Linked DNA regions of Homo sapiens: all the other regions are linked to region 1. The links are chromatin contacts, found by Hi-C or POLR2A ChIA-PET in ENCODE. All regions are on one chromosome and are shown on one strand. Each heading gives the region's core, a stretch centred on a gene start or an enhancer-like site at or near the end of the contact. The rest is flanking DNA. Distances are from core to core; before and after follow the strand shown. Region 1 has its middle 250 kb from the start of NECTIN3-AS1. Region 2 has its middle 230 kb from the start of CD96. Region 3 has its middle 170 kb from the start of NECTIN3. Region 4 has its middle 540 kb from the start of NECTIN3-AS1.

The links. A loop is a pair of places that touch in the nucleus more often than their neighbours do. ChIA-PET counts read pairs that join two places held with the same protein, here RNA polymerase II (POLR2A). Pooled maps may share reads with other maps.
Region 2: a loop to region 1 is called in a pooled map, with 10 times the contacts of the local background. The contact joins two enhancer-like sites. A Hi-C loop is called at or near these places in 2 of 37 single-sample maps with no recorded cell type and 7 of 50 pooled maps.
Region 3: a loop to region 1 is called in a pooled map, with 19 times the contacts of the local background. The contact joins two enhancer-like sites. A Hi-C loop is called at or near these places in 3 of 37 single-sample maps with no recorded cell type and 8 of 50 pooled maps.
Region 4: a loop to region 1 is called in a map of IMR-90, with 5 times the contacts of the local background. The contact joins two enhancer-like sites. A Hi-C loop is called at or near these places in 1 of 168 maps with a recorded cell type or tissue (IMR-90) and 3 of 50 pooled maps. POLR2A ChIA-PET finds 5 or more read pairs at or near these places in 3 of 52 experiments (AG04450, BJ and OCI-LY7).

Annotation. Positions count from the first base shown.
Region 1 is chr3:110,813,453-110,817,243 of GRCh38, forward strand. No RefSeq gene overlaps it. Among named protein-coding and RNA genes, the nearest start is that of NECTIN3-AS1, 250 kb to the right of the region's middle. Within about 2 kb of position 1,624, at least 4 of the 41 ENCODE cell types and tissues checked have a DNase peak (open chromatin) inside an H3K27ac peak, as active enhancers do.
Region 2 is chr3:111,309,927-111,313,717 of GRCh38, forward strand. No RefSeq gene overlaps it. Among named protein-coding and RNA genes, the nearest start is that of CD96, 230 kb to the right of the region's middle. Within about 2 kb of position 1,810, at least 2 of the 41 ENCODE cell types and tissues checked have a DNase peak (open chromatin) inside an H3K27ac peak, as active enhancers do.
Region 3 is chr3:111,237,201-111,240,991 of GRCh38, forward strand. No RefSeq gene overlaps it. Among named protein-coding and RNA genes, the nearest start is that of NECTIN3, 170 kb to the left of the region's middle. Within about 2 kb of position 1,856, at least 2 of the 41 ENCODE cell types and tissues checked have a DNase peak (open chromatin) inside an H3K27ac peak, as active enhancers do.
Region 4 is chr3:110,524,759-110,528,549 of GRCh38, forward strand. No RefSeq gene overlaps it. Among named protein-coding and RNA genes, the nearest start is that of NECTIN3-AS1, 540 kb to the right of the region's middle. Within about 2 kb of position 2,158, at least 6 of the 41 ENCODE cell types and tissues checked have a DNase peak (open chromatin) inside an H3K27ac peak, as active enhancers do.

The DNA.
Region 1 (3,791 bases), core at 374-2,873:
TATTTGTATGTAAGAATACAGACCCAATCTTATCAGATCTTCTGATTTGTCAAGAAAAAATAGGGAATTCCATCTGAATTCTATTTTATCTGAAATATCTTGATGTTTTAATGTTAGTAATGCAGTGATTTTTTTTTTTTTAGAAAAAGCAGTTCTAGGTATAGGCAGGAGATAAAAATCAAAATGAATAATAATCTGCATAGGCTAGATACACAGATATCAACATTAGCCACTTTGTAAGAGCAGGGTACTCCAGGCATTATACCTTTAGTCGCTGAGTCATGGGGGAGGTTTGGAAAGTCCTAAACAAGGGGCCTATGCAGCCAGGATATTAGGAAGACATTCAGGAGGCCTGAAAGCATCGTAATATTCTAAACCCAGCATAGCCACAACCTAAATATTCATCCTGGTATAGCTATAAGGAATACTTCATGAGGCCCTCCAAAGTGACTTTGTTAACTTCTGAAATAGTGTGATAATTTTTATTTCCCTACTCACTCACCACACAATCATTTCCTAATTGCTGTCTGTGTTTGACTTGCACCTGTATTAGGTAATAAAGATTCAGAATTTTATTCACACTGGTTCCACTACCAATTTTACTATTCAATTGAGAAACAGATACCATTAGCTGCTAATTCCAAAATCATCAGTTTGGTGACTATAACTTGGGTCAGAAAGATTTAGCACTGCTTCTCCTTCCACATCCACAACTTCTAGCTCACAGTTTGCCCCTTAGAAGTATCTGTCTAACATTCATAGTTTAGCCTGCAAGCTGTTGCTTAGTCTAGTAATGACACATACAGAATGGTTTTATGGTCAAGCACTGAGTCATTCCCCAAGCTGCTTGTTTTAGCTATATTCTCCAAATGTATACAATATAGATTTATAAAAATGATTATGCTGAGGTTATAATTTCAAAATGAGCCACAAAGTATGTTTGAGGTACTCATCTGGCCTTTTCATTTTACAGATGAGGAAATACCCACAGGCGGTTGAGCAAATTCCTGAAGAGCATACAACTTGTAAGATGATGACTTCAAAGCTCTTTGAGTGCTATCAGAATTTGTGAGTAACAGAGGCTTCAGCCTATGGATGGGGATGGAGGCTACACAATTTGAGGTAGGGAAGGGTGGGAGTTTGGGAACCAAAAGTAGTTACTAGCTTGTTACCAAAGATAGATTTTGGTTGCAAAGAGGCAAAGTAAACTGCCAGTGACCTCACCACAAGGCAGGGGCAGACTTCCTGCTAAGGCATTAAGACCTTCTCAGTCATCTGGGGAACAAAGTGGCATTCACAAGGAACCGCCTCTGACCGCAGACCTACTGGGTAGTGGAGGTTTTTCATTCTTAAGTTTGTTCTTTCATTCCTATCAACTTGCAGATTTTCTACTGTCATCACCCACCTCCTCTCAAACCCTCATTTCTATTCAGCTTAGATCTCCTCTTTTCCTTTTGTTTTCTCCTCGATTATTTTTATCTTATTTTATGCCATCATGCCCCATTTCAAAGAAATGTTCTTGTTTTCTTAAAGCCTTCTACGTAAGATCCATTTAGCTCCTCATTCCTACAGAAACCTGGATTTCCTGTGGCAAAACCACTTCCCTCACAAAATTCCAAGTACACTCTTTTTATTCTTCATCCTGCCTCCTGTTCTCTTGGTCTCTGAGTCATCCAAAGCCTAGGTCATCCATGACTTATACTGAAATCCTATCTTCTCTGTCAGCAAGATTCTGTTTCAAAAAAAGGAGCCATTGCCCCCTCTTCATGTCTAGTAACAATGCCTTAGTTCGTACACTTAGAGTTTCTAACTCAAAACATTGTAATTGACTTTTGAATGATTTTTCCACCTCCTTCTTCCCTTTCAGCTCATTCTTCTAGCCACCAGAGCTTTTTGTGTAAACCACAACACTGATAATGTCATTACAGCACATGTGTTATCACTTCCAAGATAAAGTCAAAGTGCCTTGGCAGTAAAAATGCTTTGTCCTAGTGAATTATATGCTTTCTTATGTTTTGATCTAGTGATTTGGTTTATAAGAACTTCTTTTAAAGAAATAATCAGATTTAGAGAAATGTTTATTTTAATAATATTCTCTGTAATGCTATTTAGAAGAACCAAAGAACAAACTCAAGTGTTCCTAAATAGAGAAGCCATTTTAAATTTTAAAATATCCATAAAGTGAATTACAATGTAACCATCCAAAATTATGTTTATAAAAAGTGCTGTTGCCAGCCAATATGGATAAGCATACTATAGCTTAATTCCCTAACTGATTACAACTAAAACCTGTAGACAAAATACAAAAAGTAATTACCTGAATAGGATAAAAAAGCAGGCAGGTTGGAGAGGGAAAGTCAAAACTGAAAAAGGAAACTCATGTGAGTATAATTTTTGGGGGAGTTTTTTTTTTTTTTTTGTCTTTTCTTTTCTTTCATGAACTAGGCCTGAGAGTGAACTCCAATAACAGAAATCTGGGGGTAGCACAGGCACCTAAGACTGCAAGACAAACCTAATCTTTTTGGTCAGAGGATTGGGCAAAACATCCCCTGCAAAACAGAAAATGTAGGGGAATCCAGTAGAAAAGAGGGCAGAAGAAGGAAATTTCCTAATTCTATGTATAAATTAGCTAAACTCCTGAGCTCATCTCTGAGTTGTGAATGCATAGGAAAACCCCAAAGTAACACAGAAAAAACTTCAAGAATTGAGCCATAATATAAAGCACCACCTCTTAGTTTCTGACTAATCCCTGGTGACACGAGTGGCACAGGCTGAAAGCAATGTAGCAAAGGTTTAGAAACTAAACTGATATTAAAACCACTAATCACCTTTTGAAACCAAAAAGGTAAGAAAAATTTTAATAAGTTACTAAATATGTCAACTACCTGCTAAAAACAATAACTCTATATTTTGTTTAGAAGTTTTAGTTATAATCAGCTGGTGAGTTAAGCTACAGTGGGCTTATCCATTGAGCTGGCAATGGAACATATTATAAATAAACAACATTGTCAACAGGCTTTTAATAAAACCTACAATCTCACAGAATAATATCAAAAATGTGTAGTGTATACTCCAAAAAATTATACATAATCCAAGAAACTATGATGAATTGTCAAGGAAAAATACAATCAACTAATGCTAAACACAAGGCAACCCAAATGTTGGAATTACACAGAATGACTTTATAGCAAAGAACATAACTATCCTTTAGTTGTAGGTGTAGTTAAAAGTAAACACACTGGAAATAAATTGAAATATAGTAATTTTCAGCAGTGAATTAAAAACAATTTAAAAATGAAAACGTTAGAACAAGAAAATATAATAGATAAAAATTTTAAAATTCACTGGTGAGTTTACCTACTGAATGAAGAAAACAGACGAAAGAGACTGGAAACTTGGAGACAGCCCAACAGAAATTATCTGTTAATTAATTTATTTGTTAAGAAACATAAGGGAAAATGTTGAAAAAAATAACAGACTCTAGGTGCCTGTGGGAAAAATATCAAAAGTTATAACATCCTTGTCACTTGAGTCCTATAAGGAGAAGCTCAGAAAACTTTTAAAAGGATAAACTCAAAGAAAATTAGGATTAGACAGATCATGATCAAAGTGGTAAATACCAAACATTACATAGAGTGAGCACGAATTGCAATGATTGAAGTTTCCTCATCAGAAAACATGAAAGCCAGAATACAGCAAAATAAATCTTTAAGATACTGGAAGAAAAAACACTGTCAACACAAAATTATATAGCCAATGAAAACATCTTTTAGATATGAATGCGAAATGAA
Region 2 (3,791 bases), core at 560-3,059, 500 kb after region 1:
TAAGGTAACTAGTTAGAATACTTAAATGGCCTACCCAAAAAACAAGCAGCTAATCTGTGGAAGAGCCTAGGTTTAAAATCAGACCTTTATTTCATGATAGGATACTTCATGTCCTGTGATTCAGGGTTTGATACACAGGAAGAAAATGAATAATACATAATTATTTTAGAAGTCAATCTCTCTGGGAGCTAATGAGCTGCCAGGGTTCTTCTTCTATTTGAGATGATCTAAGTATAGGTGGTTGGAACTCTGCCCACCTATATTAGTAAGGGAAGGCTTGCTGCTGGAAGAAATAACTCCCAGATTTCAGTGGCTTTGCACAATATTTTATTGTGCTCACATTGAGTCCAATCAGTGTTAGAGGAAGGGTAGGGATGGAGCTTCTGCATTTAGGCACTGAGGCTTCCTCCTCCTTGCCAGTCCTGGAGTCCTCTATTGATTTCCCAGGCTGCAGCTGGAAAATGAGGGAAAAGAGTGAGTATGGCACATTTGGACTACTTATGGGCTAGGCTTGGAGGTGGACATAATTCTGCCCATATGTCTAATTGCCGGAACTTGGCTACCTACAAAGGAGAATGAAACAATAGTTTAAATGAATGCACTGGAAGAAAATAGCTTGTATGACTAGATAATTCATGCCACAGTTTATTCTCCTGGTCACTAAATATGAATTTTACTCTTTCTCCCATGTATAAGATCCATCCTTCTTCTCCTGAAGGCAGATGACTCTAAGTCTCAGCCAGTTCCTACATCCCACTCAAAGTCCAGCATTTATGGGAAATGTATGTCCTTACCAGGCTTAGATGTGGAGACTCTGCTGACTTATGAAGTGAAATAATAAGTTATCAGTTTCCCACTCTTCACTCCTCCACTCCACCCTCCTCCCCCAACAATGCTCAAGCAATATGGGAAAGGGCAGAATAAGAGACACAGAGCTACCACAGGTCTGCTGTATATTTCTGAAATCCTCCTGGCCAGGTATTTTAAAGGGCCCTCTCTGAGTGGAGAAGTTACTTGATCAGCCCTAGAATCTGTGTTCAGGAAGAAACTCCCCTCTCTCTCATTCTCTGTGACTCCTGCTCTACCCACTGGGAAGTTTATCCTTCTCTGTTTTCCTCCATGGCCATATCTGAAGGGGGCACAGGGAGTGCAATCTTCTTGGGAGCTCTACAGCTTTCACAGCCTGCTTCCTGCTCATACAAGTTTGGGGACCCAAGAATTGTTTTAAGCCATAAACAAACAGAGATGCCTTGTTAGAGCAAAAATATTATTAATTCAGCAATATAACTTCCTGAAAGACTGAATAGGCTTCTGATCTATTTGCCTTATCTAATCAGTACCATGCAAGAGCAAACATGCTCAAGTTCTTTCCTAGACATAATTCTCAAGCCTGATTTCATTTTCTTTTTCATCTCTATGCAACCCTCTCTCAACTTCCTGGCAGCTAACTTGAGGCTCACTGAAACAATAGGTTTGAATGCCAAGGTGATCCCCTTATTCTGCTCTTTGCTGCAACACCACTCTGGTGTGTTTAAGCAAGAGTTTTGGTGGGTCTTTGCAGTTTGGGACCTTTTCCAGTCTTATCTCTTAGAATTTGGAGTCCAGAAGCAGCTGGATTTCCAAACTTGTAAGACTTTTTATTTTTAGACTTTATTCCTTTTAATCTATTCATGAAAAACACTTATTTCTTGTCTGAGCTCCTGTACTGAAGGCATTTAATTGTAAGCCACAACACGCTTTCACTCTACTTCTTTCCAACCACTTTTCTTACAGCTTTAGGCTCAGAGGCATGTGCTCCTTTCCTTCAGTTATTGCAGACGACACTTACATGAAATACTGGGCCAGAGAATAGCAAGACTCTCTAACTGTAGCTCGCTCTTTTTATTTCATCACTGTCTGCTATCTGACCACTGAAACAATAGCACACATCTTGGGCTTTCACTAAGTCAGCATTCCACTTCCTGTCTTGATTCCTGTATTAGAGACAGTTAACTACTGGAACTGATAACCCCAAAATATCTGTGGTTACACACTAGAAGTTTGTTTCTTCTTCATGTAAAGTACAATTGGCAGCAGGGGTATAGTAGGGCTCCTGTGTACACAGGCACTCAGAAACCCAGTTTCCTCTTTTCTTGTGACTCTATCATTGCCTAGGCCTCTGGTTCAGTGATGGGTTGATTTTCTGTATCAGGTCTCAGACTGCCTAGACATGAATCACATCATCCACATTCTATTGGCCAGAAAGCATCAACAGCCACATTTAATTGCAACACAAGATGGAAAACATAGTCTAACTGTTTGCCTGGGAATAAAAAAATAAGTTCGCTAAAGAGCAAGGCTGTCTCCACCACACTATCTCTGCCCCAGGCACTGAGATGCCATCAGCTGTGGCATTTGACAGTACATGAAATGGAGTTTAGCATGGTGCAAGGAGTGCCCCTCTCTTGATGGACAACACAAGCAGTGCCCTTGAGATAACAGATTAATTCCCCTCCCCCTCCAGATTTTATATTAAATAAAATCCATAAATATTGGAAGGTCAATAAACGCAAGATATACTGTCATTTTTTCAGCATTCCACAATGGTTTCAGTCTTATTCTGCAGAAATAGATACGATTGGTCTGGCTTTATAGAGAGGAGCTGACTCTGAAAATAGCTCCTTCCAAAGTTCCTCCTAGAAAACACCCTCCGCATGTACAAGTTCCTCCTTGTTTTCTCCATACCAGAATGTTTTACATTAAAGTCATTATTATTTCCTTGCTCTCATAGATGCTTATATAATGATAGATGTAAGATCCTAAATAAAGTAAAATCAGAAATATTATAGTCCATTATCCCTAGAAGATGATTTCAAGCAGACTACATAAAATTCAAGTTATGTACTTTGACTAAATCTGCATACTGGCATCCAGTTCTGCAGATAAGGCTTGATTTTAAAAACACTCAAGATGACCTTAATCTTGACCACTGTTCTGTTTTGGGGATCACTATTCAAAAAGACTGTTGGCCTTGTCTGTCCGAATTTTAAGTTAGTACCTTTGGGTTGATTCTATAACAAAATTGAGGACTTCTTGCTATCGGAGCAAAGGGACACAAGGGTTTTTTGCTTGCTGTTTCTTGGAGTCAGGCAGAAGGCCCTTCTCCCTCCTTTTATCTGGTTGAATTACTAAATGGCTCTTTTTTCTGCCCTGATCTATTACTTTAGCCTGTGAGTTATCTGATAGTTAAATAATTAAAGCTAACTTTACCATTTCCGAGAGAGAGGGAGGGGGGGAGAGAGAGAGAGAGAGAGAGAGAGAGAAAGCCTCCTTGTGGAGCTGGGTTGTTTTGAAAAAATAAAACAGACTTTCAAGGTTTGGGGTTCTCTTCATGTGAGAGTACAAAGGAAAGACATAGAAACTGCTAACACACTGGAGCCAAGCTATAAACTTGGGGAGCTTTGCTGGTGCACAGAGAAAGAAAGAGAGAAATGGCTGCGTTTAGAAGAAACTTCTCCTTCCTCACCCAGTGCATATAAGGGGCCCACGCTGAGCTGATAGGATGTTAATGTTTAGGCACCAGTGAACCAGGAAAGATGGGGCAGGGGTACACATGGCCCTTATCCCCAGTCGGTTCCAGGAGAGGAAGAGGTTGGTCTCTGACCCTACAGAATGAGACTGTCAGAGATGCCCTCCTATCTTTTGTCTCTCGGGCATGGAAATGGTGTATAAGCGGCAGTAGTTTTGGACATTTCTTGTGGGGTCAGGGAACATTCCCTCTTCCTTGCTGTTTTCCACTGCTCTTCTTTGTA
Region 3 (3,791 bases), core at 606-3,105, 420 kb after region 1:
ACAGTGTATAGCAGATGTGACAATGTGTGAGGCAGGGCTCAATCTGCCCAAGCTTATCAAAGAGAAAGTTTCTCCCTGAGAAGCCAAATGCTGTGAGAGAGACCCCATAGAATGTGCCAGACTGGAAGGAGCCATCAGTCTTGTGAGCTGCTTCTCTAGCTCTTCAGAAATAATGAGTGTCCAGCATCCAGCAGGATGTGACTAAATGGCTAGAAGTTATAAAGCTGAGTGCCAACTGAGAGACTGTCCCCACTAAACAAATCTGCCAACAACCTCTGCACACACAAAAAAAACAAATTAGGTAAATGGCCAGGCCACTCTGGAACCAAAAGCTTTCTCACTCTCCCAACATGATGTGTCAGGCATCTGGTATGCCAAGATGATGATAGAAACAGTTACAGATTAAAGAGGGTGCACTATGGGCCAAGTACAATGCTAGGTGTTTACTAGATTTTCTCCTGTAAGCCTCATAACAATCCCAGGCAGTAGCTTTATTCACAGATGGGGAACTGGGGTTCAAAAAGGAAAATAACTCGGAGAGCAAGTAACAGGACAAACATCCACAACTGGTTATTTCTGTCTCAATCCCATGTTCTTAACATCATTCTAACCTGAATTTGCTTGGGTCTCTGTCCCCATACTCCCTGCAAAAGCAATGCATTTTTCATCAAAGAGGACATTTGTGGGTATCACATCTGAGAGCACAGCCCAACACACCAAACCTTGAAAGTGGTTCTGGGTTAGAGAAGATAATGAATAGGAAACATATTTAAAATTTTGAGGAATCACCACACTGCTTTCCAAAATGGTTGAACTAATTTACACTCCCACCAGCAGTGTATGAACATTCCCTTTTCTCCACAATCTTGCCAGCATCTGTTAGTTTTTGGCTTTTTGAATAATAGCCACTGTGACTGGTGTGAGATGGTATCTCATTTGTGGTTTTAATGTGCATTTCTCTAATGATTAGCGATATGGAGCATTTTTTTATATGCTTGTTGGCCACATGTATGTCTTCTTTTGAAAAGTGTATGTTCATGGCCTTTGCCCACTTTTTAATGAGGCTGTTTGTTTTTTGTGGTATATTTCTAAAGGAATATAAATCATTCTGCCACAAAGACACATACACATGTATGTTTATTGCAGCACTATTCACAGTAACAAAGACATGAATCAACCTAAATGCCCATCAATGGTAGACTGGATAAAGAAAATGTGGTATATATACACCATGGAATATTATGCAGCCACAAAAAAGAATGAGATCATGTCTTTTTCAGGAACATGGATGGAACTAGAGGCCATTATCCTTAGCAAACTAACACAGGAACAGAAAACAAAATACCCATGTTCTTATTTATAAGTGGGAGCTAAACAATGAGAACACATAGACAGAAAGAGGGGAACAATGACACTAGAGCCAACTTGAGGGTGGAGGGAGAGGTTCAGGGAAAAAAAAACTATTAGGTACTATACTTAGTGACAAAATAATCTGTATACTAAACCCCTGAGTCATGAATTTGCATATATAAAAAACATGCACATGTACCCCTGAACCTAAAATAAAAGTTAAAATATTTTTAAAAATTTAAAAAATAAAATTTTGAGGTTTCTATAATTATCTATGTTCTTGGTACTTAAGCAATAATTATGTGAGGGTATCCTAGGTTTAATGAATACAAGAATGACAATACCCAGCATTTTATAATATGTAATCATTTGCTTGCTCGATATTATATTCATTTATCTCCACAGCAGTTTTGTGGTATACATAGAAGAGGTATTGTTTTCCTTTTTACAGATAAGGAAACAGGCTGAAAAGTGAAACAAAACTTGCCCAAAGTTGTATAGTGAGGATGTGGTCAAGAACTCACCTCTGTGCATACTAATTCTGCATCCTGTGCTCTTTCCATGAGACCACAAATGTAGTATCAACTACAAATGCATTGGCATTGTGTGTGTCCTGTTCTTGGCTCACCATCATAAAGAAAGTAGAATGGGGAAATAGGGCCCATGATCATTGATATAGCACCTGTCAGAATGAAATGATCATTGAATTTGTGAGTACCATACATACAGCAGCATTTCAGAGCTTATAGGATGTGTTCGTGTAAGTTATCATATTATACACAACAATCTTGTGAGACAGAGCAAGACTGAAGCCACTAGTCACAGGTGGCTATTCAGTACTTGAAATGTGGCTAGCTAAAATTGAGATATGTTGTTTTGGGCAGGGAGGCTTTCTTTTTTTTTATTATTATACTTTTAAGTTTTAGGGTACATGTGCACAACGTGCAGGTTTGTTACATATGTATACATGTGCCATGTTGGTGTGCTGCACCCATTAACTCGTCATTTACATTAGGTATATCTCCTAATGCAATGCTATCCCTCCCCCGTCCCCCCACCCCACAACAGGCCCCAGTGTATGATGTTCCTCTTCCTGTGTCCATGTGTTCTCATTGTTCAATTCCCACCTATGAGTGAGAACATGCAGTGTTTGGTTTTTTGTCCTTGTGATAGTTTGCTGAGAATGATGGTTTCCAGCTTCATCCATGTCCCTACAAAGGACATGAACTCATCATTTCTTATGGCTGCATAGTATTTCATGGTGTATATGTGCCACATTTTCTTAATCCAGTCTATCGTTGTTGGATATTTAGGTTGGTTCCAAGTCTTTGCTGTTGTGAATAGTGCCTCAATAAATATACGTGTGCATGTGTCTTTATAGCAGCATGATTTATAATCCTTTCGGTATATACCCAGTAATGGGATGGCTGAGTCAAATCGTATTTCTAGTTCTAGATCCCTGAGGAATCGCCACACTGACTTCCACAATGGCTGAACTAGTTTACAGTCCCACCAACAGTGTAAAAGTGTTCCTCTTTCTCCACATCCTCTCCAGCACCTGTTGTTCCCTGACTTTTTAATGATCTCCATTCTAACTGGTGTGAGATGGTATCTCATTGAGGTTTTGATTTGCATTTCTCTGATGGCCAGTGATGATGAGCATTTTTTCATGTGTCTTTTGGCTGCATAAATGTCTTCTTCTTTTTTTCTTTTTTTAATTTAATTTTATTATTATTATACTTTAAGTTTTAGGGTACATGTGCACAATGTGCAGGTTAGTTACATATGTATACATGTGCCATGCTGGTGTGCTGCACCCATTAACTCATCATTTAGCATTAGGTATATTTCCTAATGCTATCCCTCCCCCCTCCCCCCCACCCCATAAATGTCTTCTTTTGAGAAGTGTCTGTTCATGTCCTTCGCCAACTTGTCGATGGGGTTGTTTGTTTTTTTCTTGTAAATTTGTTTGAGTTCATTGTAGATTCTGGATATTAGTCCTTTGTCAGATGAGTAGATTGCAAAAACTTTCTCCCATTCTGTAGGTTGCCTGTTCACTCTGATGGTAGTTTCTTTTGCTGTGCAGAAGCTCTTTAGTTTAATTAGATCACATTTGTCAATTTTGGCTTTTGTTGCCATTGCTTTTGGTGTTTTAGACATGAAGTCCTTGCCTATGCCTATGTCCTGAATGGTATTGCCTAGGTTTTCTTCTAGGGTTTTTATGGTTTTAGGTCTAACATTGAAATCTTTAATCCATCTTGAATTAATTTTTGTATAAAGTGTAAGGAAGGGATCCAGTTTCAGCTTTCTACATATGGCTAGCCAGTTTTCCCAGCACCATTTATTAAATAGGGAATCCTTTCCCCATTGCTTGTTTTTGTCAGGTTTGTCAAAGATCAGATGGTCGTAGACATGTGGCATTATTTCTGAGGGCTCTGTTC
Region 4 (3,791 bases), core at 908-3,407, 290 kb before region 1:
CAGCCTAGGGACTTGGTGCCCTGCATCCCAGCCACTCCAGCTGTGGTTCAAAGGGGCCAACATAGAGCTTGGACTGTTGCTTCAGAGGGTGTAACCCTCAAGCCTTGGTAGCTTTCATATGGTGTTGAGCCTGCAAGTGCACAGAAGTCAAAAGTTGAGGTTTGGGAACCTCTGCCTAGATTTCAAAAGATGTATGGAAATACCTGGATACCCATGCAGTGTTTGCTGCAGGGGTGGAGCCCTCATGGAGAACCTCTGCTAGAGCAGTGCAGAAGGGAAAAGTGAGGTGGGAGCCCACACACAGAGTTCCTGCTGGAGGACTGCTTAGTAGAGCTGTGAGATAATGGCCACCATCCTCCAGACCCCAGAATGGTAGATGCACTGACAGCTTGCACTGTGCACCTGGAAAAGCCACAGATACTCAATGCCAGCCATGAAGGCAACTGGGTGGGAGACTGTACCCTGCACAGCCACAGGGACAGAGCTGCTCAAGATCGTGGGAACCCATCTCTTGCATCAGCATGACCTGGATGTGATACCTGGAGTCAAAGGAGATCATTTTGGAGCTTTAAGATTTGACTGCACTGCTACATTTTGGACTTGCATGGGGCCTGTAACTCCTTCGTTTTAGCCATTTTCTCACATTTGGAATGGTTGTATTTGCCCAGTGCCTGTACCCCCATTGTATCTAGGAAGTAACTAACTTGCTTTTGATTTTACAGGCTCATAGGCAGAAGAGACTTGCCTTGTCTCAGATAAGACTTTGGACTGTGAATTTTTGAGTTTATGCTGAAATCAGCTGAGACTTTGGGGCACTGTTGGGAAAGCATGATTAATTTTGAAATGTAAAAATATGAGATTTGGGAGGGGTGAGGAGCAGAATGATATGGCTTGGCTCTGTGTCCCCTCCCAAATCTCATCTTTTAGCTCCCATAATTCCCACGTGTTGTGGGAGGGACCTGGTGGGATATCATTGAATCATGGCGTCAGGTCTTTCCTGTGCTGTTCTCGTGATAGTAAATGGGTCTCACAAGATCTGATGGTTTTAAAAAACGGGAGTTTCTCTGCACAAGCTCTGGTTTTTTGCTTGCTGCCATCCGAGTAAGATGTGACTTGCTCCTCCTTGCCTTCTGCCATGATTGTGAGGCCTCCCCAGCCATGTGGAACTGTAAGTCCAATTAAATCTCTTTCTTTTGTAAATTCCACAGTCTCGGGTATGTCTTTATCAGCAGAGTGAAAACAGACTAATATAACTTATATTTGAAGACAAAGTGCTCATGTTTCATCTTAAAAACATCTCTCAGCCTGACAATATATAACACCATGGACTATAGAATGCCTTCTCTAATTCAGTGGTCTTTCATTTCATCCTGTGTCATTCATTTTCTATATCTGTCATCAATCAAATTTGTCTCTAATATATACTTGCTAAGTTTCCCTGATAATCACCTTCTCTAAAGTACCATGCCAGAACCTTTAATCTTCCCAAAAGTGTGCCTTTCTTTGGTCATAATTAAATGATAATTGTAAAGCCCTACATGATCCCAGCTAAGAAGATGTGGGTAATAAAATGAATGTCATTTTGCTTCTGATATCTGAATTTCCTGCTGGACTGGATATAAATTAAGAAGGAAAAGAAAGTATCTTTTTGTAGATAAATGTATGAAATAAAGTTTTTGATGATAATTACAGTTTTCCTACCTGTTTCTGAAGTTAAAATTTCATATAGAAAATTGTAATTTTTGAAAGGAGACATAATGTCTCTCTATATAGGTAACCCAGATATCACTTATAGCCTTGACTGAGTGGTCCTGGTTTTTCTGAAGAATATTAGAGCAAGACTTAGTGTACATGGAGACATAGCACCTGCAAATTGTTTAATCCTTCATTGCTCAGAAGAGTACTATATGATTATAGGTCATACAATTCTGCAAGCGCAATGTCATCTCCCAGATTTAGCCAGATATTTTCCCTTTGATGATGGTGTATGTTTATAAATATTAGTAAGTCAATTGGGTTCTCAGGTATCTGACAATATGACACTGGAAAGAATCTTAGAATTTAGAATCTTAGAAATTATGGCATTATTCAGTCAGAATCTGGTCTGCTTGAATACTTGTAAGACTGTGGGCTCTGGCACATGTTTAAGCCCTCAAACACCTCCCAGACATTCCCTGGGGGTGACTCATCCAGTTTTAAGTATCACTGACTATATGCCTCACTGCTTCTTTTCACTTCCATATAGAAAGCTTATGGATCTTTGGGGAAATGTGAGAAATGAGTTTCAAAAGAGGCTTTAACAAGTGAATGGCACAGAGTTTGCACTGTGGAGGAAGAAAGGCAATGGGGGAAGTAATTAAAGTATTTAGAGATTCATTTAATTTACCAAGCTAAATAAAGGAGCTATGGGTTGAGCTGTCCCATGGTTAACATTACACAGGAACACTACTATTTTCTTTCATTCTTCTCTGGAAACAATCTTGAATCATATTCTTCCAGTTACTTCACAAAATGTGGTGCTTGTGAGAAATTACATGTTATTGAGATGTGGTATTCAGTCATTGAGATGTATAATTTGACCTGAAGTAAAGGAGCTCACACAAAGCTTTCCACCTAGACTGTAACCTAGTCATTTGACATAGTCTTAGGGGTTGTGAAATGGGAGATGACACATATTCCTCTTCTTTTTTATCTGTTTATTGGTAAAACAGTGCATACCGAGCTTGGCTCAGAACATTCTTTATTCTGTACATAACTGATTATATCCTTCAGTGTTTCCACTCCACGTACTGCAGATTCCAAAGTCCTGAGTGTGGCCTAATAGGACCCTCCCAGCATGGCTTCTAGCTCCTTTATCCAGCCTCCTTCTTCCTTACCACTCCTCCCAATGCAGATGCCTGGTTTTGTCATTAAAAGTGTCTGTAATTCTTGCAAGGTTCTCACAGGTACATGTCGGCAGATGCTTTCTCTCCTATTCTTTTCTTCAACACAAGCCCAAGCTTCACTTCCTTTATGAAGGTATAAACCAAAAATTATCTGAGACAAGTCTTAATCAGTTTAGTTTATTTTGCCAAGGTTAAGGACATGCCCATGACACACCCTCAGGAGTTCCTGATGGTATGTGCCAAGGTGGTCTAGCTACAGCTTAGTTTTATACATTTTAGGGAGACATAAGACATCAATCAGTACATGTAAGATGTACATTGGTTCTGTCTGAAAAGACAAAACAACTCAAAGTGTGGGCTTCCAGGTCATAGGTGGATTCAGAGATTTTCCAATTGGCAATTGGTTGAAAAAGTTTATCTAAAGACCTGGAATCCATAGAAGGGAGTGTCTGGGTTAAGACAAGGGGTTGTGGAAACCAAGGTTCTTATTATGCCGATGAAGCTTACAGGTAACAGGCTTGAGAAAGAAAAGATTGTAAATGTTTCTTATCAGACTTAAAAAAGATACCAGACTCCTTTAATTCTCTCCTGGATCAGGGAAAAGAACTGGAAAAGGAAAGAAATTCTGTACAGAATTTAGATTTTCCCCACAAGGGACAACTTTGCAGGGACATTTCAAAATATTTCAAAGAAATATATTTTAGGGTAAAATACTTCAATTTCTTTCAGAGCCTGCTATCTGTTGTGTAACACAATACCAGAGTCAGGCTGGAATTCAGTGTCTTTTTGCTACAAAAAGTCTTAAAAACCTCTGTTTTAATGTTAATGTTGGTTAGTTGTGCCTGATTCCAAAGGGAGGAGGGCGTAAGGAGGTATGTATGACCTCCACTTCCCATCACGGCCTGA